Linked DNA regions of Homo sapiens: region 1 is linked to region 2. Evidence: chromatin loops called from intact Hi-C (ENCODE). Cell type or tissue: HCT116. All regions are shown on one strand. Each heading gives the region's core, and the rest is flanking DNA. Links, peaks and the distances in the headings are about the cores only. Region 1 overlaps TANC2 (tetratricopeptide repeat, ankyrin repeat and coiled-coil containing 2). Region 2 holds the start of MARCHF10-AS1 (MARCHF10 antisense RNA 1).

The links. Hi-C counts contacts between places; a loop is a spot of excess contacts. Peaks named below come from ENCODE experiments on the same cell type or tissue, not always from the same donor. Only the 100,000 strongest peaks of a DNase experiment are listed, where the experiment ranks them.
Region 1: it touches region 2 in a loop (10-fold over the local background); 2 of 110 quality-filtered maps call a loop at or near these places.

Annotation. Positions count from the first base shown.
Region 1 is chr17:62,989,218-63,001,772 of GRCh38, forward strand. The region is part of intron 1 of TANC2 (tetratricopeptide repeat, ankyrin repeat and coiled-coil containing 2); the gene reads left to right. Among named protein-coding and RNA genes, the nearest start is that of TANC2, 29 kb to the left of the region's middle. In HCT116, for the core only: a CTCF peak has its summit at 6,289 (motif pointing right); a DNase peak (open chromatin) is centred at 6,324.
Region 2 is chr17:62,697,180-62,709,734 of GRCh38, forward strand. It overlaps MARCHF10 (membrane associated ring-CH-type finger 10), which reads right to left. Exons shown (of 11, transcript NM_152598.4): 10 at 8,360-8,402; 11 at 4,135-4,579. The coding sequence ends at 4,524. It overlaps MARCHF10-AS1 (MARCHF10 antisense RNA 1), which reads left to right and starts at 9,027. Exons shown (of 3, transcript NR_147886.1): 1 at 9,027-9,290; 2 at 10,253-10,428. RefSeq lists silencers at 6,678-7,087, 7,266-7,492 and an enhancer at 8,355-9,146. In HCT116, for the core only: a CTCF peak has its summit at 6,739 (motif pointing right); a DNase peak (open chromatin) is centred at 6,145; H3K4me3 peaks cover 2,101 bases; H3K27ac peaks cover 1,374 bases.

The DNA of each region.
Region 1 (12,555 bases), core at 2,518-10,517, 290 kb after region 2:
GGGCCTTATACTTAGTTTGTTCTCAGTAAACAGTGAACAGATAGAAGATCAGAAGACATTTTGTTTTTAAAATTTATAGATTAATATTAGAAAAAGATTTGAGGCGGCATTGCCATCTGTATTCATGCAGTAGAGAAGTGTCGCTGAGTGCAAAAGATATAATTTGCGAAGAATTTTCACTAACGTGTTTCTAAAATAAGTTTTTTGCTGTGTTAGTGTGTTTTGGTTGTTTCTTGATGTTATTTATAAGAATGCTTAGTGCCTGGACTTAATCCTTTAAAATAACAGTTTAATTTTAACTTCACAGGCATACTAAACCTGTTCATTATGTGCTTGGAGAAACCAAGGGAAGGCGAATGATGCAGGAAGTAGTAGTGGTAGTTCTATGTATTCTTCTTCATTAGCCCTTTTACTGAACTGGCGACAAAAGAATTCTGTAATATAACTTTAAAATATTTTATTAGATAATGGCTGTGGTCATTGATGGAGCTAATCCAGCTATCTAGAGAAAAGCCATTCCTGCAAAGCTCATAGAATAAAAAACACATGCTTTTTTTTTTTTTTTTTTTTTTGAGACAGAGTTTCACTCTGTCGCCCAGCCTGGAGTGCAGTGGCGCAATCTTGGCTCACTGCAACCTCGTCTCCTGGGTTCAAGTGATTCTTCTGCCTCAGCCTCCTGAGTAGCTGGGACTACAGGTGCGCACCGCCACACCTGGCTAATTTTTTTTGTATTTTTAGTAGAGATGGGGTTTCACCGTCTTGGTCAGTCTGGTCTGCTCTTGAACTCCTGACCTCGTGATCCGCCTGTCTCGGCCTCCCAAAGTGCTGGGATTACAGGCATGAGCCACTGCACCCGGCCAAGGCATGCTTTTTGGTTAGAGAAGTTTGGTGAGTAAAAACTAATAAAGGATGGTTGAGCAACTTAGCGATGATACTAATTTACTGGGCTAGAAAATACCAGAGGAGGGTTGTTCATATGAGAGGCCTGGAGTGAAATTTGGTTATCCAGATGATAGATGACAGCAAAGGCAATGGATGAACTAGGAGGAGAGGACACTGAAAAAGGAATTAATTAATTATTGAGAGAGTCTCATTCTGTCACCCAGGCTGGAGTGCAGTGACACGAACAGAGCTCACTGCAGCCTTGACCTCAGGCATAAGCAATCCTCCCACCTCAGCCTCCCAAGTAACTGGGACTGCAGGCATGTACCATCATTGCTGGCTAATGTTTTTTTTTTAAAATTTTCTGTAGAGATCAGCTCTCCCTATGTTGCCCAGGCTGGTCTTGAACTCCTAGCTCGAGTGATCTTCCCACCTTGGACCCCCAAAGTGCTGGAATTACAGGTGTGAGTCACTGTGCCCTACCATGATTTTTATTTTTTAAAGACGGGAGCATCTTGAAATGCTGATAGAAATAGCTATTAAAGGATGAGTTTCAAAATATAGAAGTCAAAATATAAGAGGTTCCTGGGTGAATGAGTGGGAGTGGGATACAGAGCAAAGGTAGATAATTTGACCTCAGAGAGAAAAAGGAATATGTCTATTTTAATAGGAGGAGAGGGTGTGTGTTAATGGGCTTAGGTCTGTAGGTTTGTTGGTGGGTAGTTGACAGAGTTCTTTCTGATAATTTTTATGGCATGTATTTTTCTTTGTGTTATGGAAGCTGAAAATATGGGTTGAGAGTGATGCAAAGAAATGAGGTCAGAGAATGTTCACAGGGAACTGACTAAAAAAGCAGTAGATTGCTAAGAGGTGAAAAGGGTCAGTTGAGATTTGCAAGCATAGATTTCTGACATATTTGGTATATCACTAACTAATATGACTTTTTTTAACAGTGTTCAGCCGCCTTGGTATAGTTGGAATCAGCTTGAATTTTGATTTGTATTTTATGTGGAATCAGAGAGCAAAGGGGCAAGGGAGTTTGGGGGTTTGGTGGGAGAGTGATTGAAATGACAGATCATTTTCTTGTGGGAAAAATTAGTAAATACAAAATAATATTAAAAAAACAAATGAAATGATGAATTTTATGCATGTTTTATGCATGTTTTCTTGTGCTGTTGCATGCCAAGTTTGACCCTCTGCGTGTGTGGGTTCTGTGTCTGCCAGCCATGGATCAAAAGTATTAAAACTAAGTAGATAGGCCGGGCAGGGTGGCTCATGCCTGTAATCCCAGCACTTTGGGAGGCCAAGACGGGCGGATCATGAGGTCAGGAGATCGAGACCATCATGGCTAACACGACGAAACCCCGTCTCTACTAAAAATACAAAAAAATTAGCCGGGTGTGGTGGCGGGGGCCCGTAGGTCCCAACTTCTCGGGAGGCTGAGGCAGGAGAATGCCGTGAACCTGGGAGGCGGAGCTTGCAGTGAGCCAAGATCACGCCACTGCACTCCAGCCTGGGTGACAGAGCGAGACTCCGTCTCAAAAAAAAAAAAAACAAAAAAACAAACAAAAAAAGCTAAGTAGATAATACAAATAAATATAGTATAAGTATTTACATAACATATACATTGTATTATGGTTATAAGAATCTAGAGCAAAAACAAGTGAAATGATGAATCCAGGATTCCAGTTGAGAGAGAGAGGAATTAAAGACCAGAGGAGACTGACTAGGACCCTAAAGCCTTGATTTTCATCTCATTTATTGAAAGCACTTCTTAATGTCTGGATGGGTGGAGTGGTGGAGGGGAGTTTTACGCACGGTTTCTTGTGTTGTTTCATGCCAGGTTTGACCCTTTGTGTGTGGGGTTCTGTGTCTGCCAACCATGGATCAAAAATATTAAAAATAAGTAGATAAATAATGCAAATATAGATACGTATTTACATAGCATTTACATTATTAGGTGTTATAAGAATCTAGAGATGATTTAAGGTATACAGGAGGATGTGCATAGGTTATGTGCAAACACTGTATCATTTTACGTAATAGACTTAAGCATCTGCAGATTTTGGTATCCATAGGGTGAGTGTATGGGGCAAGTGTGGGGCTGTCTTAAAATGAATCCCCAGCAGATACCCAAGGATGATTGTATGCGCTTATCTTTCCCTATAGCAATCTAACTAGAAACCTTTAGGGTTGCATAGACAAGATTGAGTATAAGATTTATGTTTCTGTATCCCTTGCATAGCCATGGCCCATCCCAGTGTAATAGTTCTTATGTGATATGTTGTGAGATTCTGCTGTCCTCTGAACTCTTCAGACATGGTATAAATTTTTGATCAATGTATAAAGTGTCTTTTTGTCATAATGAGTATACTATTAGTCCAGTATTTTTTGTTTCACTGATTTGTTAAATGATATGGAATAACTTACTGTAAGAAAAAGTGTAGAGTCATTTCAGTGCCAAATAAAAAATTCAGGTGTTTTTATTGAGAACTGAGAACTTTACTCTTACATATAAAAAGATACATATAATACAGTAAATGATTCTTAAATAGCAACATAGCATTTGGATCACCACATTAATAGTGTGACAACTCTTCATGCTTTTATAGACACTTGAGACATTGTTATATGCTTCTGTAACATATGACATATGTAACTATGTTATACATGTTGGCTACTATTATAATTTGTTTCCTATTGCTGCTGTAACAAATTTCCACAAATTTAGTGGCTTAAAACAACACAAATGTACTATTTTAATACTTCTTACAGTTCTGGAAGTCAGAAGTTTGAAATGAGTTTTTTATGGGGCAAAAACTAATGTTTTGGCATACCTGTGTTCCGTCTGGAGACTCTGGGAGAGAATCTGTTTTTTACCTTTTCCAGCTTCTGGAGGCCATCTGCGTTACTTGGCTTGTGGCTACATTGCTCTGATGTCTACTTTGGTCATCACATCTCCTCTTCTGATGCTTCTACTTCCCTTTTCCATTTTTTAATGACATTTGTGACTACATTGGGTCTGCCTGGGTAAAATTCAGGAAAATCTCCCTATTTTAAGGTCCTCAACTTAATCACATCTTCAGAGTCCCTTTGCCATGTAAGGTAACATTCACAAATTCCAGAAGTTAGAATGTGGTCACCTTTGGGGAACCTCTATTGACTTGGTTTGATTTTGTTCTTGCTTTTTAAGTTTTGGCTATTCTGGGTCCCTTGCCGTTTCCACATTAGTTTTTAGATCACTTTCTCAATTTCTGAAAGGAAAGTAGCTGGGAGTTTGTTAAGTATTTTGTTGAATCTACAGATCAATTTGGAGACTATTGCCATCTTACCATTAAGTCTTTCAATCCATGGACATGGATGTCTTTCCATTTAATTAGGTCTTCCTTAATTTCTTTCAGTGATGTTTTATAATTTTCAGTGTACAAGTTTTATACTTTTGTTAATAACAATTTTTTATTCTTTTTGATGTTATTGTAAATGTATTTTTTATTTCATTTTTGGATTGTTCATTGATAGTCTAAAGAAATACAACTAATTTTTCAGGCCAGACATAGTGGCTCATGCCTGTAATCCCAGGAATTTGGGAGGCTGAGGCAGGAGGATTGTTTGAGGCCAGGAGTTTGAAACCAGCCTGGTCAACATAGCAAGACCCCGTCTCTGCAAAAGAAAAATAAAAAAAAATTAGATGTGTTAGCATGTGCCTGTAGTCCCAGCTGCTGTGGAAGCTGAGGCAAGAGGATTATTTGAGCCCAGGAGTTTAAGGCATCAGTGAGCCATGCTCATGCCACGCACTGCAGCCTGGATGAGTGAGAGCCTGTCTCAAAAGAAAAAAAAAATACAACTGATTTTTTAATGTGTATCTTGTGTCCTGCCAATTTGCTGAATTCATTTATTAGCTCTAATAGTTTTTTGGTGTATTCTTTAGGATTTTCTACATATGAGGTCATGTCATTTGTGAATAGAGACTGAGTTATTATTTCTTCCTTTCTAATTTGGATGCCTTTTATTTCTTTTTCTGCCTAATTGCCCTGAATAGAACTTCAAGTACAATGGTGTATAGAAGTGGTAAGTAGAATTTTTTTTTTTTTTGAGACAAAGTCTCACTCTGCCACCCAGGCTGGAGTGCAGTGGCGCATTCTCAGCTCACTGCACCCTCTGCCTCCTGGGTTCCTGGGTTCAAGCGATTCTCCTGCCTCAGCCTCCTGAGTATCTGGGATTACAGGCATGCACCACCACACCTGGCTCATTTTTTTTTTTTTTTGTATTTTTAGTAGAGATGGGGTTTTGCCATGTTTGTCAGGCTAGTTAAATGGATGATTTTTTCTTGTCCAACTTAGGAGGAAAGTGTTCAGTTTTTCAGAATTAAGCATGATGTTAGCCTCAGGCTTTTTATAGATGCCATTTATCAGACTGAGGATGTTTCTTTCTATTTCTAGTATGTTGAGTATTTCTTTTTTAATCATGAAAGGGTGTTGCCTTTTGTCAGATGCTTTTTCTGTGTCTATGGAGGTAATTATTAAAGTTTTTGTCTGTTACTAATTTGGTATATTACATTGATTTTCATATGCTGAACCAACCTTGTATTCCTAGGATTCACTTACCAGTTCTTGAGTTTGAGAAAATTAATCTAGGGTATGGTCATCTGAAGACTCATAGTCTGAGATTTCCCTTAGATGATTAATTTCACCTTTATCAATAGAATCTGGAGTACTGCCATCTGTCTTTTTGCATTCTTCTTCTGATAAAATAATTGTGATACATCTTCCTCTGGAAATATTCTTCTCTTTGACATTTTGGGTAGAAAATGAAAATTCTTGTATTGTTTACTGTGTTAAATGAAGAGCTTTAACAAAGGCTACAAAGCTGATGTGTCATATTTCTTTTATATCTTCTTGAAAGATGATGCAATACTTTGGGCAAAGCAATAAGAAAACTGAAGAAGGATGAAACGGTTATCACTTATTTCATTATTACGTCACTTTTAGATAAATCCATCATGTTTCCATTTTCTTTGGATTTTTTTCTTTCTTTTACAGTTTACATGCATTGTAGAATAATAAAGCCGTTCTTTTCAAGACCTTTTATAAATCCTGTTATCTTGTCTGGCTGGCTCACATTGTTTCCTGGGAAGGCCAGCCTGCAGTGGCTTAGATAGTGTTGACAGTTGTAGTTGGTTTGGAGTGGACGAACAAGGGACATAGTAATTCTTAGCTCATAATGTAAGGATCCAGAATCGGGTGGATTGAGAACTCAGTTGTAAATCTATCTGGAAATATTTGATAAGATATTTTATAAAATACTTGACTTAGTTGAAATTCAGAAGTTAGGCAATTTAGTCTAATGGGGAACAAGGTTGGTGGAGGGTGTTGAGGTAAAGAAACACTGGGTCAGCTAGCTCCCAGTATTGGCCACCAGATGGCCCTGGCAGTTTAGGTGCTGTATGAAAGAGCTTTGAAGGGGTAGAAAGAGAAAGCAGTACATGACCTGATAATAAGTATTGCAAAAATGAGGATTCATAATTGAAGCAGTGCTTGTACTACATACAAGGCTGACTGTGGAACCCATCATCAGTTACTTCCCTTTCTCAAGACTTCTTTGTTAATTGTCCCATTTCCTTCCTTTGCCCTCCAGTCTTGAAAGAGATTGCATAATTTGAAGCTCTTCAGTGCAGTTCAAAATTTTGCTTTTAGGGAAATTATCAAAGATTATCAGCTGGGCATAGTGGTGTGCGCCGGTAGTCCTAGCTACTCCGAGGCTGAGATGGAAGGATCCTTTGAGCCAGGAGTTCAAGACCACAATGAACAGTGATAGCACTGCTGTAATTATAAGAACTTCCAAAGTTATGTCCTAGAATATATCTGAGGCATCTAGCAATTTATCTCAGTCAACACTTAAAGAAGGCCTTTCTTGATAATTATTAGTCCTTCAGCATGCCTTTCACAGAGGAAAAAACATGCAATTTCCAGATGGTGGACAAATGATTTGTCTTTCTTGTATTGGCTTGATCCTATTACTGTATATAACTTTTTTTGAAACAGAGTTTTTACGTTTTCCAGAAGCCTCAAATTCATGCTAGATTTGTGTTTCTGTCTAGTATTCTCATCATTCACACTGTTCAAGCAAACTAAATATGGCCTGAGAAGGACTCCGTACTTCTATATTTGAGTCCTTGTGGACAAACTGTAACCCAGCTTAATAGGCAGACAAGATTAAAAACCTCACTTAGGAGTACGCGCCTGTAGCAATAGCGGAGTCTTAGCAAATCCCAGCAGCCATGTTTCAACCACTCATAGACTGCTGTGTGTTCAAATAAGGCAAATGCCAACCTGTAACCAGTGCAGCTGTTTCTGTACCTCACAGTCGATTTCTGTCCGTCACTTCCCTTTTTTTTTTGTCTATAAATTTGTTCTAACCATGAAGCATCCTTGGAGTCTCCCTGAATCTGGTGTGATTCTGGGAGCTGCCCAATTTGTGAATCGTTCATTGCTCAATTAAACTCGTTTAAATTTAATTTGGCTGAAGTTTTTCTTTTAAGAACACTATTGCATTTGTCATTGGTTGTTTACTTCTCCCAGTATGATTAAATACATGCTCTTTTGAGTTCTTCCATTCTTCTCTATTTCTCTCTTCGTTTTTTTTGAGATTATTTGTGATTGTATTTTTTAGAGCCTCTCATGCTTTCAGCAGATATTCACTAAATTTTCTTTTCTTTTTCTTTGTTTTTTTTTGAGATGGAGTTCCGCTCTTGTTGCCCAGGCTGGAGTGCAGTGGCGTGATCTGGGTTCACTGCAACCTCTGCCTCCCAGGTTCAAGTGATTCTCTTGCCTCAGCCTCCCAAGTAGCTGCGATTACAAGTGCGCACCACCACGTCTGGCTAATTTTTTGTATTTTTAGTATAGATGGGGTTTCACCGTGTTGGCCAGGCTGGTCTCAAACTCCTGACCTCAGGTGATCTGCCCGCCATAGCCTCCCAAAGTGCTGGGATTACAGGTGTGAACCACCACACCCAGCCTCTTTTTTTTTTTTTTTTTTTAAAGAGAAAAAAAGGACAGAGTCTCACTCTCTTTCTGTCACCCAGGCTGGCGTGCAGTGGTGTGATCATAGTTCACTGTAACTTTGAACTTGTGGTCTCAAGCAGTTCTCCTGCCTCTCAGCTTCCTGAGTAGCTGGGACTACAGCTGTGCACCACCAATATTTTCATCGTGTGCATTATTAACCCTGCATCTTATCTGTAATGTTTAAAAAGTTATTGGAAGTGTTTATTAAATGCATTAGTGTGTGTGTGTTGTATTCTCCTGCAGAAATTTCTCAGAGGAGAAGCTCTATGTTGACAAATGCTAGAAAATGGATAGCATTTACTTTAAATATATGTAGCTTACTTTTTATAATTATATGAACAGATTTGTATTCAAAAGGACTCTGAAGGTCATATCCAAATTATTATTGTGGAGAAAATCATAAAAGGAGATTGTATGGATTGACTGGAAAGATAATACTTAGTTCATCATTTGGATCAGTTTGTGGTCATATTTTTATAATTAGAGACTTTAAGACAATATCTTAATGTATTACTTTACATTATTTTCAATTTTCTTACTATTTAAAATATTTTCTTCAATCTTTAAACTATTAAAGCATTTTAATGGTATAATTTATTTATTTGGCATAGTTCTAATGTCAAGAAACTTGTTTCTCAGACTGGAAACCAGGTCAAAAATAAGAATAAGCCAATCCACCACAAAACCAAAAATGAGAATAAAAGTAATATAAAACCATTTAAGCAGGAAGTAGATATAGAAAAAGATATTTTTTAAAAAGCTGGCAAACAGGCTGAGATGACAGAGAATTCAGAACATGGTTAGAAATGAAGATCATTGAGATTCAGGAGAAAGTCAAAACCCAATACCAGGAATATAGGGAATACTGTAAAATGAAACAGGAGCTGAAAGATGAAATGGCCATTTTAAGATCCAGAGTGATTGCATAGAGCTGAAAAACTCACTTCAATAATTTCATAATACAATTGCAAATATTAACAGCAGAATCAACCAAGCTGAGGAATGAATCTCAGAGCTAGAAGACCAGTTCTCTGAAATAACTCAGACAAAAATAAAGAAAAACCAATAAAGAAGAATGAACAGAATCTCTGAGAAATATGGGGTTGTGTAAAGAGATCAAATTTATGACTCACTGGCATCCCTGAAAAAGAGGGAGAGAAAGCAAGCAACTTGGACAACATATTTGAGAATGTCATCCATGAAAATTCCCCCGACCTCACTAGAGAGGGCAACATTCAAATCAGGAAATGCAGAAAATCCATGTGAGATGAATATCCCCAAGACACATAATCATCAGATCCTCCAAGGTTGAACTGAAAGAAAAAAATGTTAAAGGCAGCTAGAAAGAAGGGGTGGGTCACTTAAAAAGGGAACCCTGGTTAACAGCAGACCTTTCAGCAGAAATTCTACAAGCAAGAACAGATTGAGGGCCTATATTCAGCATTCTTAAAGAAAAGAAATTCTAACCAAACATTTCCTATGTAGCCAAACTAAGCTTCATAAGTGAAGGAGAAATAAGATCCTTTGCAGATAAGCAATTGCCAAGGGAATTCATTACCATCAGACCTGCCTTACAAGAGGTCCTCAAGGGAGTGCTAAATATGGAAAAGAAAGACCATTACTGGCCACCACAAAAAACACACTTAAGTACATAGACAGTTGACACTGTAAAGCAGCTATACAGTCAAGTCTGCATCATAACCAGCTAATAACATAATGACAGGATCAAATCCACATATATCAATATCAACACACATAGAGTCAAAGTAAAGGGATGGAGAAAAATCCATCAAGCAAATTGTAAACAGAAGAAAGCAGGGATTCCTATTCTAATTTCAGACAAAGCAGACTGATATAGTTTGGATATTTGCCCCTGCCCAAATTTCATGTTAAATGGTAATCCCCAATGCTGGAAGTGCGGCAGGGCCTTGTGGGAGGTATTTGGGTCATGGGAGCAGATCCCTCATGTCTTGGTGCTACCTTTACAGTAGTGAGTCAGCTCTTGAGAGATGTGGTCATTTGAAAGTCTGTGGCACCTCCCCCCAACACACACTGTCTCTCACTCCTGCTCTGGCCACTTCATGTGGCTGCTCCTGCTTCACCTGCCATGAGTAAAAGCTTCCTGAGGCCTCCCCAGAAGCAGGTGGTGGAGCTGTGCTTCCTGTACAGCCTGCAGAACTGCAAGCCAATTAAACCTCTTTTCTTATAAATTACCTAGACTCAGGTATTTATAGTAGTGCAAGAACAGCCTAATACACAGACTTTAAACCAACAATGGTCAAAAGAGACAAAAAGGCATTACATAATGGCAAAGGATTCAGTTCAACAGGAAGACCTAACTATTTTAAACGTATGTGCACCCAACACAGGGGCACCCAAATTCATAAAACAAATTACTTAGAGACTTAGATAACCAACACAAATTTGTAAGCTTTCTTAAAACATTATGAGATTTTTTTTGTAACTTTTTTTTTTTTAGCTAATCAACTATTATTAGCATCAATGTGTTTTATGTGTGGCCTAAGATAATTCTTCTTCCACTGTGGCCCGGGAAAGCCAAAAGATTGGACATCCCTGGTATATGCCCAAAGCAATGTAAATTGTTCTACCAAAAACGCATGTGCTTGGATGTTCATCATAGCTCTGTTCACAATAGCAACATCATGAAATCAACCTAAATGCTCATCAGCGGTAGACTGGATAAAGAAAATGTATATATGCACCATGTAATACTATGCAGGCATAAAAGAATGAGATCATGTCCTTTGCAGCAACATGGACAGAGGAGCTGGAGGCCATTATCCTAAGCACACTAATGCAGGAACAGAAAACAATTACTTTATGTTCTGACAAGTGGGAGCTAAACACTGAGCACGCATGGACACAAAGAAAGGAAGAACACACACCAGGGCCTACTTGAGGATGGAGGGGTGTGGAAGGTGAGGATCAAAAAATTACCTATTAGATACTGTGTTTATTACCTGAGTGACAAAATCTGTACGCCAAACCCTGTCACACGCATTTTACCAAGAAAACAAATCTGCCCATGTCCCCTTGAATCTACAATAAGTTAAAATAAAAAGCTGGCATTAGAATGGAAATATTAACAGGATGTCATGATCATCAAAATAGTACAGAAGTACTTAATAGTTAATTTGATTACATTATTAATTACATAAACATTTTTATGCATGGGATGTTTTACTTTTTTTAAACAACAGGATAAGAAAAGGGCTTTAAATATACAGGAGGGATGAACATTGAAAATGAAAATTGATTGCCTGTTAATAATATAGCAGAAGAAGACATTGAAATAGGTTGTTGAGTCTCCAGCCTTAGTGGACCATTAAGAAGTCATTACTTCTCCTGAATGGTTTAGAATGAGTGTCACAAACATAAAAGCTTAGGGACCATGTAGATAACATAATGTTCAAATCAGCTAAGTGTAAGAAAATTAGAAATGATTGGGGGCCTGTCAATGGCTTGTTATTTTCCTGTCCAGATATTTCACTTGCCAGGGATGTATCTGATGATTCCTCCTGAGAGAGTGAACATCTTAAAATTTGGATGCAAAATTTGGAAAAGCAGGGTAAAATTTAGATTTACATTAGTGTCAATTAGACCAAACTGCCTTCTCCCACTTAGCTTCAATTTGTGGAATTTCTATATTAATATTTTATTATGATCAGTTTTCTATTGGTATGTTAACTTGAGGAAAATCATTTAATCAAAATGTAACTATGAGATGAGTAGCTTTATGTTTTACTTTTCTATATATTGAAGTAATTAAAAAAGTTTTAGAACTAGCAAAAAAAAAAAAAAAAAACCCTCTATATCTTCAAGAAGTAGCCATCACTATAATTTATGCCACCCACCAAAATATTTTACCTAAATCAACTTAAGTATGTTCTCCTGGTCTTTTTTTGACTCTTAGTAAATTTTAAGTAATAAGTTGCTGTTTTTATGATAATGATAATCTGCACTCATTTTTTTCCTTTCAAAACTTTGAACAACTATGTGTAAATAATCAGAGTTTGAGTTAGAAGTTCTAAGTAAGCCTAGAATATTCTTGGTTTTCCCTCAGATAAAATTTTGAACTATTCCTACAATTTTCATGCCTTTTCTTGATTCCCTGGTACACATTCATTCTAGGTAGTCCTCATTGTTCTGGTTGATTTAAAATCATTTCTCGCTCAATGAAACTTACTTTTATTATGCCCCTTCTTTACTAAGTCAGTAAATCTGATGAATTGTGTCTTTGCTCAGTTTATTTACTCATTCAAGAAATGTTGAGAGCCTACCATGAACTAGGTGTTGTGGTTAAAAAGATTAATAAGACCAGGTTTCCTTTTCGTTTTTCTTTTCTTTTCTTTTTTTTTTTTCTTTTTCTTTCTTTCTTTTTTTTTTTCCAAGATGGAGTCTCCCTCTGTTGCCCAGGCTGGAGTCCTCTGGCAGCTCGCTGCACCCTTTGCCATCCGGGTTCAAGCGATTCTCCTGCTTCAGACTCCCAAGTAGCTGGGACTACAGGTGCATGCCAGCATGCCCGGCTAACTTTTTTGTATTTTTTAGTAGAGACAGGGTTTCACCACATTGGCCAGGCTGGTCTTGAACT
Region 2 (12,555 bases), core at 2,184-10,183:
GGACTGCCAAGAGGCCCCGGGGAAAGCCTGCAGGCTTCACTCCCACCAGAACCAGCACCATTTGAGGGACAGATTTCAATCCTTCCTTGGCCAGACAAGCAGGCGGGATGCCAGCGCTGGAGAAAGGGGAGGAGGAGGAGCGGTGGGCAGGCCTTTCCTGCTGGAGGTGGACACGCTGGGGGCGCTGAGGTTCAAGGCCACACAGTGAGGAGTGCAGAACCTTAACTGTCTCCTTGCATCGGCTGATGGCAGAGCTTTAGTTATAGCCATTTCAGGGAAATCCTGGTCAGTTAAGGTTTTCTAGTGCAGTTGGGATTTTCGCCTATATTTCCAGGTGCCTCTAAGGTCCTATGGAGCGTCCAGGTTTCACAGCTGGGGGAGGGACATCTGGTTCCCGGTCATTTATGTCCCCGCTGGCTTATGCAGGGGTGTCCTGCCCTTCTGCATCTCCCTCAGGGACTTGGGGAACCTTGGATGGTGTCTTTCCTCATACTGGGGCTGCAGGGGGCTCAGAACACTGCCTCTGACCCACTATTCCTCCATGACAATGATAATAACAAAATAGGTATTATTTACTATGTACACGCCCTGTTCTAACTGCTTAACACGTATTAACTCACTTAATCTTCCCAATACAACATAAGGTAGGTGCTACTGTCCCCCTCTTACAGATGAGAAAGCTAAGGCACAAAGGTGAAGAACTTGCCATGCCACCTCTCCTCCCTGCACTGGAAAACGTGTTGTGGGGTGGGCAACAGGGCTACAGAGAGCCCCTCGAGATCTTGTAGTCAGGCCTGGGGACTAAAGAACTTTGTCCCAACCTCTCATCTCTGGAGAGTTTTAGGGCTATTTTGAGACTTGAGGGCTAAGAATGACCTCTTTCCTTCTGAGCCTCCACGGCCTCCCTTCCCAAAGCAGTGGCGGAGGGACACCTGGGTCTCCTGGGCTGTGGGGTACAATGCATAGAAATAAAGTGGGGCTCGGTTGACGTATTAGACATTTATACCATTGGGGATGCTTTATTTTATATTTTAGCATTATTTATTTTTATTTTTTATTTTTCTGAGACGGAGTCTTGCTCTGTCACCCAGGCTGGAGTGCAGTGGCGCGATCTCAGCTCACTGCCTCCCGGGCTTCAGCGATTCTCCTGCGTCAGCCTCCTGAGTAGCTGAGACTACAGGCACCCTCCACCAGGCTTGGCTAATTATTTTTTTATTTTTAGTAGAGACCAGGTTTGACCATGTTGGCCAGGCTGGTCATGAACTCCTGACCTCAAGTGATCCGCCCACCTCGGCCTCCCAAAGTGCTAGGACTATAGGCGTGAGCCACCGCACCTGGCCTCATCACTGCCTTTTAATAAATGAGGCTGTCCTCTTGGAATCTCAAGCCATGAAAAGCCCCATATGGCAGGCAGACTCCTGCCAGGAAATCAAATTGATAGTGTGGGTAGTCCCCAGCTCCTCAATGTCTACCCCACCCTGGACCTCATGGGAAGCATTCCTGGTTGGGTAAATCCCTGAAACAGTTTTGGCCGGGCGCCGTGGTTTACGCCTGTAATCCCAGCACTTTGGGAGGCTGAGGTGGGCGGATCATGAGGTCAGGAGATCGAGACCATCCTGGCCAACATGGTGAAACCCTGTCTCTACTAAAAACACAAAAATTAGCTGGGTATGGTGGCGAATGCCTGTAATCCCAGCTACTCGGGTGGCTGAGGCATGAGAATCGCTTGAACCCAGGAGACAGAGGTTGCAGTGAGCTGAGATCATGCCACTGCACTCCAGCCTGATGACAGAGCGAGACTCCATCTCAAAAAAAAAAAAAAAAAAAAAAAAGAGTACAGTTTTTCAAAAACCTGATTTTCTGATGTAAACCTGTGATGGTCTCCTCAGCTGCCTCAAACACTGTCACATCCTACTGTGGATTCAAGCTGTCAGGATGTTTACACGGCCACCTCAAATTCCATTCCGCTCTCTACAAAAACTTATTTTTAGACGTGCACTGTCCCTTCTTATACATTCCTCAGTACTGGATCCTGGACAAATCTTTAGTCAACCTTAAAGTTTAGTTCAAAAGGCTCATTTTCTCATAGAGTTTGAGGCCATTTTTGTGAGTGGAGGAACTTGAGGTTTTAGGAATTTTATTTAAATCATGGAGATATTTTCGACTCGAATGGCTCTTAACTTTGATCTTGGGTCTAGGCTGCCTGGTTGAAACTACTACTGGTTTTCTTTCTTTTTTTTTTTTTGAGATGGAGTTTCGCTGTGTTGCCCAAGCTGGAGTGCGATGGCGCAATCTCGGCTCACTGCAACCTCCGCCTCCTGGGTTCAAGCAATTCTCTTGCCTCGGCCTCCCAAGTAGCTGGGTTTACAGGCATGTGCCACTATGCCTGGCTAATTCTTTTTGTGTTTAGTAGAGTTGGGTTTTCGCCATGTTGGTCAGGCTGGTCTAGAACTCCCGACCTCAGGTGATCCACCCACCTCTGCCTCCCAGTGCTGGGATTACAGGCGTGAGCCACTGTGCCCAGCGAACCTACTGGTTGGTTTTCAAGAGTTGCATCACTTTAACTGGAACATATCGGAAGAGTGGGACCAGATTTTAAGGTGAGTCAAGCCTGGCCTTCCTAAAACCCTATTGACTCCTTAATTCAGCTCAGGGCACCCCTTTGCCGCAAAAATCTCATCCTTTGAGACCCCTAGGAGAGGGTGAGTCGGGGAAGCAGGGGCCTCTCCTAGTCTGAGAAGTCTTAAAGGCAGGGGGGAGAAGTGCCGCCTCCTCATTTCATCTTTCTCTCTCGTTCTCCTCTCTCTGCCCTTTCTCTGTCCCTCCCTCCATTTTTTAGAAAATCTATAGAGGCAATGAGCTTTAGCAAATTTATCCAGTTGTGTAAATATTGCCACAAAGCAGCTTTATAACACCTCACTCACCCCCAATAGTCCCCTGGACCCTATTTGCAGTCAATCCCTGCTCCTTTCCCAGCCCCCAGCAACTACTGATCTGCTTGCTGTCTCTCTAGTTTTGCCTTTTCTAGAAATTGTGTAAAATGAATCATATACTATGTAGTGTTTGGTGTCTGGCTTTTCTCACTTAGCATAACATTTTTGCATGTACCGTAGTTTGTCCCCTCCATCTTTTATTATTATTATTATTATTTGTGACAGGGTCTTGTAGCCTTGTCTACAAGGCTGCAGTACAGTGGTGCGATCATGGCTCACTGCAACCTTGACCCCCTAGGCTCGTGCGATCCTCCTACCTCAGCCTCCCGAGTAGCTGGGCCCACGAGGGTATGCCACTACACATGGCAAATTTTTAAATTTTTTTTGTAGAGACAGGGTCTCGCTATGGCCCAGGCTGATTTCAAACTTCTGGGCTCAAGCGGTCTACCTGCCTTGGCCTCCCAAAGTGCTGAGCTTATAGGCATGAGCCACCATAACTGGCCCTTTTATTTTTATTTATTTATTTTTGAGGTGGAGTCTTGCTTTGTTGCCCAGGCTGGAGTGCAGTGGTGCGATCTCAGCTTACTGCAGGGGTTCAAGTGAATCTCATGCCTCAGCCTCCCAAGTAGCTGGGACTACAGATGTCCACCACCACGCCCAGCTAATTTTTTTTTTTTTTTTGGTATTTTTAGTAGAGACAGGGTTTTGCCACGTTGGCCAGGCTGGCCTCCAATTCCTGACCTCAAGTGATCCATCCTCCTCGGCTTCCCAAAGTGCTGGGATTACAGGTGTGAGCCACCATGTCCAGCTCTTTTATTGTTTTTTGGCTTAAAAAACAATTTTTTTTAAACAAAAACACACACACACACACACGTACTCAAACACACTCGCACACACAATTTTCTCACTAACCCTCTGACCTTCCACCCCAAGTCCTGACTTGGTCTTTGGGCCCTAAGATGCAATCAGGAAAAAAAGTGTGGAGTCCACACCCCAGTTGGGTCCTAAGTGGGTACCTACAGGGGCAGCCACCATCCAGCCTGCCCCAGCCCATGGGGGCCCAGGATGTAGCATCCCCAGTGATGGTGGGAGCAAGGGAGAAGTAGAGGTGAGATGTGGGCTGTGACATGTGCTTCCCTCTCCCTCCAGCTTGAGACCCTTGGCCTCTGACCAAGGCAAGTGAAATAAACATGAACGAAGCTGGGAGAATAATGTCAGTTTACTGAATGAATACATGGCTCGAGTCCATTCAGGGTGGAGTGAGGCCTGGCAGGTGCCCTCAGCAGTGGGACCCCAGGCCACTGGACCTGGCAGGGCTTCTGGGCTAAGGGGGCAGCACCAGGCCAGCCTGCCAGGGGCTCCACAGTCCCACGCTGCTTGACCTGTGCTGTCTGGGACTAGACTGGTCGCTGTGGCTGCCCATAGATGCTCAAGCCAGACCCCAAAAGAGAGTGGCACGAGGTGAAAATCTAACTGTGAACGCTTTGGTTTCAGTTTCAGTAAAGAGGAGGAGGGAGGGAGGCACTTGGGGACGTAGAAAGAAGGGCTGGCGGGAGAGGTCTCCGCCGAGCTCCACAGTTGGCTTCCTTGCTAGACGACCTGGCTTTGAGAAATGCTGCCTTCATTTCCATCTCCCAACTCCGAATCTGGAAGGCAAGAAGGTGTTTCAGGCTGGAGGGCCGCAGCAGACCGTGGGTCTGTTACAGGGGGCACGGCACTGCTGCTTCATCTTCTCCCACCCCATCCCTGAGGCCCAGCCACCCACATGGCCACAGTGCCTGGAACCGTGTGGGGAACAGAGACCTGCAGTCTGGGGCCGGGGAATCCACAGACTGCCCCATTGGGGTTTCAGCCACACCAGCTTCCCCCAAAGACAGCATCTTGGTCATCTCCACGTCCCCACATAGCCTGGTGCAGAACTTGTTTTCAGGCTGAATAGCTGCAGGGGCCATTGCTTCCTCTCAGGGTAAGGCCCCACTTGAACCCCCGCTTCCTAATTTGGCAGGGAAGGGGGAACGGACCCAGGTGTTTCAGGAGTCTTTCAGAAATCAATGGCTGGATGCAGAGGGACAAGTGATAGGACGGGGAAAGGGAGGGAGAGCAAGAGGCACTGGGACGCAGTGCAGTCCCAGTGGAGGAGGTGGAGTTGGTGGGGGTGGGTGGTCTCCTTTATTCTTCGGGGAAACTCTTGTCTCAATATGTTTCTTTCCCCCTTGGCTTGAGTGAATGCTCTCTGACAATTTAGAAACAGTTTAAGCCAGGCGTGGTGGCTCACGCCTGTAATCCCAGCGCTTTGGAAGGCCAAGGGGCGGGGGGCGGGGGGCGGCGAATCACTTGAGGTCAGGAGTTCGAGACCAGCCTGGCCAACATAGCAAAACCCCATCTCTACTTAAAATACAAAAAATTAGCCAGGGGTGGTGGCGGGTGTCTGTAATCCCAGCTGCTTAGGAGGTTGAGGCAGGAGAATCGCTTGAACTTGGGAGGCAGAGGCTGCAGTGAGCCGAGATCGTGCCACTGCACTTCAGCCTGGGTGACAGAGCGAGACTCCATCTCAAAAAGAAAAATAAAAAAAGAAAAAAGAAAAGAAAGAAAGTTTCTGCCTGTTGTGGAAGAAACTGTTGCACGGAGCAGGAGCAACTGACATCCCCTCAATCCTACCTGGACCCTCTCACCCTCTCAGTTCTACCCAAGGAAGCCCAAGCCCCTGAGCTGCCCCCATCCCCTCGTCCATCCTGCGCTTTCTCCAAAAGCCAGTAGCCTTGACTGGGTGTTTGGGGAGGTGCTCTGGCCCAGCCTTTGGCCAAGGGCCCTCACACCCGCCCCTGTTCCTGCCCCTGTCCTCATCTGTTTGCATATCTGCAGGAGGTATTGCCCCCACTACCGACCCACCACCCCTTGTCTTGGTGACACTGGGAAGTTATTTGTGCCACTGGGAAGCAGCTGTCCTGGTGCTGGTTCCTGGGCACACCCAGGGACTCTCCCCAGCTGCCCTAACCTCGGTTTCACTTGTGGCATTTGTGTGAGGCTTTGGTTCTCACGTGCAAGGGAGGGGGGCCTGGTCAGCAGGCTGGCATGGGCACCACAGAGTCACAAAGAGGCTGGCACCTCTCTGTGCTACCTGGTGTGCCCTGATGTTTTGCCTCTTTTCCTCCTGTGTACCTCAACCGAGCTAGGGCAGCAGGTCACAGCTGTGACTCACCTCCGGCAACCCATATTAACAAAGTGCTGCCAACCAGGCGAGTCATGCCAGGATGCCAGGGGACCAAGGGAGTGTGGCCTATGGGGGAGGCTGGGTGCCCATGGCTCTGCCAATGGCTACCCTGGCTCTTGTCTTGAGAACGGCTCTGGCGGGAAGCCAGGCCAAGGCTGCGACTGGTCAGCACCCCAGGATGGTCCCTCTGTGCTGGGTTCTCCTCGGCCTCGGCTGTGCCCACCCGTGTCTGGGGTGTGTGCTGAGCTGGGGGCAGGTGGAGATGGCCTGGGCCTCCAGGGGAGAACTGGCTGTCTCCACCTTGGGGCCGAGAGCGGCAGGGGAGGGTTGGTGATGGGGTGGATCCTCCAGCGGGTCCCAGTTCCCGGAGGAAGGATGACAAATGAGTGTGGGTCGCTCCCTCTGTGGGACCATTTGCCTCGGAGCAGCAGGGAAGGGCGGCAGGTTCCCTGCCTCCCGTGGCGACTCTTTTCGGAGCACCACCCTAGGGATGTTCTTCTGCCCTCCGGAGACGTCGGTCTTCCCTGGGGCCGGGGCTCAAGGCCAGGGTGCCCCAAGCCCAGGCTCCAGGGTGTGCGGGGAAAGGCTCGGTCCTGCTCGGCGCGGCTCGCCCTGGGCACTAGGGGTCGCCCCTGCCCAGCGGAAGCCACGCGGGCGCGCCCGGTCGCCGCAGGTTTCCCCGGACCGGGAAAAGCGAGGCGTCTCCGGGGCGGGGCTGGGGAGGGGGCGCCTGGGCGCGGCGCCGGGACCCTGCTGCCCTGTCCTCCCGGCCGCGGCTGGACGGAGCGCGGGGCCGCAGCAACCAGGCCGGGCTCCCCGTCGCGCCCCTTCCGGAGCGGGAGGCCCTCGCCGAGGCGGAGGCTGGGACGCGCGGGGCGGGCGGCGGCGGGGAGCCGCGGGGCCGAGGCGCAGGGCGTTTTCCCCGGAGGTGCGGCGTGCGCCCGCGACACAAAGGTCTTTTAAAGACCTCGCAGCGCCCTTCCCGGCTGCGGAGGCTGGAGGCCCGGGGGGGCGAGGCCGGGGTCGGGGGTGGCCGCGCGAGGGGGCGCTGGGATCGGCCAGACCCCGCGGTTGCGCCCGGGCTGGGGCTCCCGGGCTCCTTTTGTGGAAAAGAGCGGAAAGCAGGGCCCTCTCCGGGTCTCTGAAAATGGTCAGTTCGGCTTCGCAGGGCTGCGTGCCCGGAATAATAAATTGGCTTCTCTAGGGTCGTAATCTGGGCCCCACCCCGAGCAGCTTTGAGCTGGTTCGCGCCTTCCAGGCAGGACTACTGGGAGTTCTCAAAAGCACCCCCGCAGTCGGCTGTGTCAGGATCACCTGGGTCCGGTGTGAACACGATTCCAGGGCCCCACCCCATCGCCTGAAGCGGAATCTCTGGGCGGGGCCCAGGAAACCGAGTTTTTGGTGAGTTCCCGGGTGATTCTGATGGCAAAGCCCATGTGGGAGCCACTGTTCTAAGGGCTTTTGGACAGGCAGTTGTGAAATTTTCCCCCAGAAGAATCTCTGGGGACCCAGTTGTCACACACCGCTGGATTCACTGCGGTGTTGATTCTGCCTCCTGATGAAGTTCTTCCCGAGTCTGACTTCGAGCCCGCCTGCTTTATTAAGCACGTTTTTCTCCAGTCGTTTTTTTTTTTTTTTAATGGAAAAAGGAACAGGGAGAAGGCTTTTCTCGAACCTGTTTGCAGAGAGCCGTCTTGCCCGCTTTGAGGGCCCTTTCTTGGGAGACCTGTTTGCTTTGTTCAACCTCTGAATTCAGCAGACCCCAAATCCACCAAGGCCACTAGCTTGTGAGTGAATGTGGTCCCTTCAGGTAAGGGCCAGACAGCCCCTGCCAGGGCTTGGGGAGGGTTTTCCTAGAGGAATCCTGGCAGTAAAAAAACCAACCCCCAAACTCTCCAAGTGCTGGACGCTGGAGAATCCCAGCAAGGAAAAGGAACAAATCTTATCTCATGCCGGAAGATAACCTCTTCCCTTTGTTGGCGCCTTTCCTTGCGTTCAGGATGAATTAAAATTCTTATCTGCTCTGCATCCAGTGAACTTGGCCTCGCCTTCCTGATTGTTTGCTGCGGCTGACTTTCCCAAGCTTTGCGGGGTTATTTTTGCCTCTGGGTGGTGGTCATTCCTTCCTTCCATGGCATTTGGTTCCACACAGTCACAGAAAAAGAGTAATTTAGCAAACACCCTCAAAATGGCAGGACTGGCCCCCAAAACCTACTTTCATTTTCCTCTGTTCTGGGTTGTGGGTAATTTCTTGACAACTACAAGAAAGAAGACAATGAGAAATGAATTGTTTTTTCCAATACGATTGTGAACAGATGTATAACCTCCTAGTCGCAGCAACGTTCTAGGAATCCCTTACACCACTTTAAAGGGGCAGGAAAATGGGCAGAGGTGCTGAGGGCTGGGTGAGTGCTAAGCATTGGCAGGGCTCAGCCTCATCCTGACGAGAGCTGCAGCCATAACCTGGGTCACCTTTGCTGTCTCGGGCTTCTAAATTTGGCAGCGAGAACAGACTCGCTTCCTTTGAGCAATTGATCTGAATAGCAGAATCCCATTCTGATGGTCCGAATCACATTTACAGGCTGTGGGGGTGAAGGCCGTGCTAATTGGCCACTTGCCTCACCACTGGCTTTGAAACAATCGCTTGTATTCTCTGCGCGGCAGGAAGCAGCAGACCCATCAAGGCCCTGGGCTCACTCTTTGTTCTGACTTTATGGCATTTTATGCCACAATAAGAAACACTGTGTACTCCGTGGGAGCCCATTGTGCCAGGCTGCAAGGATGTGGGCTCCGGTGCAGAGGGCCTGGTGCTCTTCCCCAGGAAGAAGAGGGGCTTTGTGACAGGCTGGGGGACAAAACAAGGGGTGCTGGACACTGTTACTGAGGCAACTGCCTGGCCAGTGTGGAGGCAGCTTTAGTCCCTGGGACCGTTTCTGTGCCCAAGGAGAGGGAGGGCAGGGGAAGGATGGAATTTCATCTAGAGTAGCAGGTCCTGGTTGCCTGGTAAATTATGCATCAGGACTGGGCTAGCCACTGCCTCCGTTTTCTCTGGGCTCCTGAGATAACCTCCACCTGCCTCTAGATTCTGTGCCAGCTGATCGTTATCTATCTCATCAACTCTTGTTCCATCAGGAAACTGCATCTTGGTGAGTGGGAAGTTTTTGTGACTGTGGACCAAACCTGGGCTTCCCATATTTTGGGTTGATCTGGGCCTTGGAGGGAAGAGCTTTCGGTTTTGTAGAAATGATGTGGATAGGAACTGGGGTAGGCACAGTCCATCCAGTCTCACACGTGAATGAACCAACGGGGATTTGAGAATGGCTTCTAGATCGTACCTGCCCCTCCGGCCAGCCCCGGGGCTCCCTTCCCCTGCACCTAGCCTGAAGTTTTCCACCATTAACGGCACACCTGGGGCAGAAGACAGAGTAGGGTCCTTGCTCCAGGAGATCGTTGTAATAATCAGATAGAGACAAGACCTGAGCTGGGAGGAAGCCAGGACACGGGGGATGGGGGACCAGGCCCTGACAAACGGAGTGCTCCGTGTGGGGGCTGAAAGGGAAGGAGGAGAGGGAAGGCAGGGCCATTTAGCTTCACCTCAAAGGTGGGGTAAAGTGAGGCTGGTGGGTCCTGTCTTCTCTGGAGATGCTCCCCGATGGGAGGAAAGGCCAGCTTCCTGCCGGCCACTTGCAGAAGCGAGCATCCAGTGCTTCCGCCAGCCTGTCCCTCACCCCAGACCCAGCCCTGTCCTTCCCATGTCTGATGCTCCCACACGGGCCCCCTTATTACCCCGTGCCATTGCAGCAGCCTCCCGGCTGGTTTCTTTCCCCTGCAATGTGGCTGCCCAAGTTCTCCTCCCAAAACCCACATCTCCTGGCCTGCCAATCCCAGGCTGGAAACTGTTCCATGGCCTCCAGAGCCGCTCACAAACCCTTCCCGCCCCACTCCCTGCCTGCACCTTAGGCTCATTCTCTGCCCTCCCTGGCCACACACCTCCCTGACTTTCCCCAAACATGCAGGTCTTTCCATGTCTCTGTGCGTTTCCATTTCCCTCTGCATGGAACACTCTTTCCCATCACACCTACCCTTGCCCATCTGCCAAACCCTCCAGGATTCTGGGTCAACATCATCCCCACGGTGGATCCATTGGTGAGAGCAATAATGAAGCAGGTTTGCCACCAGGCTCCCAAAGAAGTGGGAACACTGACTGCAAAGGGCACAATCTGATTGGATGAAAAGCGAGGCCTCAGAAGCATTGGCACGTGTCCGCGAAGAGCCTAGCTGGAGGTCTGTCCTAGAGGAGGGGCTGAAGGAGGGGCGAGAATGGCAGCGCTCCATTTCATCCGACTGCTCTGTGTTCCTCACATCTGACCCAACCTTCCGTTACAACACAGGCACATTTGTGGATACTCTTGGTTACATGTGTGTTCTCTCCTTAGATTCTGAGTCTCTTCTAGGAAAGGAGTGTCTTAATCATCTTTGTATTCCCAGAAGCTAGTTTAGAGGCTAGTATGTAGTAGGTTCGCAGAAAATCTTTGAATAGCGGCTGAGGTGGGAAGATTTCTTGAGACTAGGAATTCAAGACCAGCCTGGGTAAACTAGCAAGACCCCCATCTCTACAAAAAATAAAAAATTAGCCAGGTGTAGTGGTGGATGCATCCCAGCTCCTCAGGAGGCTGAGGTGGGAGGATCACTTGAGCCCAGGCATTCAAAGCTGCAATGAGCTGTCATCCCGCCAGTGCACTCCAGCCTGGGCAACAGAGTGAGACCCTGTCTCAAAAAGAGAAAGAAAATCTTTGAGTAAATAAATATATGTTGAACTTGGAAGTATTCCTTTACCTAGAATATTGTTCTCTGCAAATTTTGTACTATCACTTTCTCCAAAACATAACTCAGGACTCGCCTCCTGGAAAAAGTAGGTTCTTTTTTTTTTTTTTCTTTTTGAGACAGAGTCTTGCTCTGTTGCCCAGGCTGGAGCGCAGTGGCGCCGTCTCGGCTCACTGCAAGCTCTGCCTCCCGGGTTCACGCCATTCTCCTGCCTCAGCCTCCCCAGCAGCTGGGGCTACAGGTGCACGCTGCCACGCCCGGCTAATTTTTGTATTTTTAGTAGAGACAGGGTTTCACCGTGTTAGCCAGGATGGTCTCGATCTCCTGACCTTGTGATCCACCTGTCTCGGCCTCCCAAAGTGCTGGGATTAAAGGTGTGAGCCACCGCACCTGGCCAAAAAGTAGGTTCTGATTCAGTAGTTGACTGTGCATCAGAATGTTACTAAGCACCTATTAGGTACTAGGCATTTTCTAGGCACTGGAGGCCTGTGAGATATAAAAGAGATAAAGGTTCCCGTGCCCAAGTTGTTAATGAGTGCCCCCAACCCATGCAGGCCACTTCCTTATCTGGCAAAATCATTTGGGACGTCAGTAAACACTCAATGTTCCTGGTATCCATAGTGCCAGGGACATGGTCAGCAGTCAGATGTGACTCACTGTGGGCCCAGCATCATAAGAGGCAGGCATAGAAGGCCTGGCTTTGCATTCATATAGCTCACAACTTCACTGAGGAGACCAGTTGTTTATGGGATTGCAGGAAACCCCAGGAAGCCCCAGCCAGGGAAGAGCTTATGTTGTCAAATTCACAGCCTGTAGGAATTCACTGGGTCCACTAGTTCTCTTGCACAGGTGCTACTTTCCAGTTATTTCCTGGTTTTATAAATATGTGTCTCCTCTTTCAACTCCTTGACAAGCTCTTTACGGAAAGGGACATCAGGGCGTCATGTCTAGCGTCTAGTAGCTTCTTTCCCTGATCCTCATCTCCGCACCTGGTACAGGGCAGTGCATGAATGGATGACAAATGATCACCACCATTAACAGGCATTTGTCAGCCGGGCACGGGGGCTCACACCTGTAATCCCAGCACTTTGGGAGGCCAAGGCAGGTGGATCACCTGAGGTCAGGAGTTCGAGACCAGCCTGACCAACATGGTGAAACCCTGCCTCTACTAAAAATACACAAATTAGCCGGGCACAATACACCGATAATCCCAGCTACTCAGGAGGTGGAGGCAGGAGAATCACTGGAACCCGGGAGGCAGAGGTTGCAGTGAGCTGAGATTGAGCCACTGCACTCCAGCCTGGGTGACAGAGCAAGACTCTTGTCTCAAAAAAATAAAACAAAAAAACAAAACAAAAAAAACGAGGCATCCATCACTGGGTCTCTTCATGAGACACAACCAAGAAACACAATGTGAGTGAATTCTCCAGTTCTGGTAGATGAAGGAGAGGGAAGGAGGGCTTCTCTGCTGACTTAGTGCCTCTCTTTTGCTCAATGTTACCATCAGATTCTGAATGTTTTCTACGAGAAATTACTGAGATGCAAATCAAGAAGTGTGAATTTAACAAGAGCCAGTTGGTTTCCTAC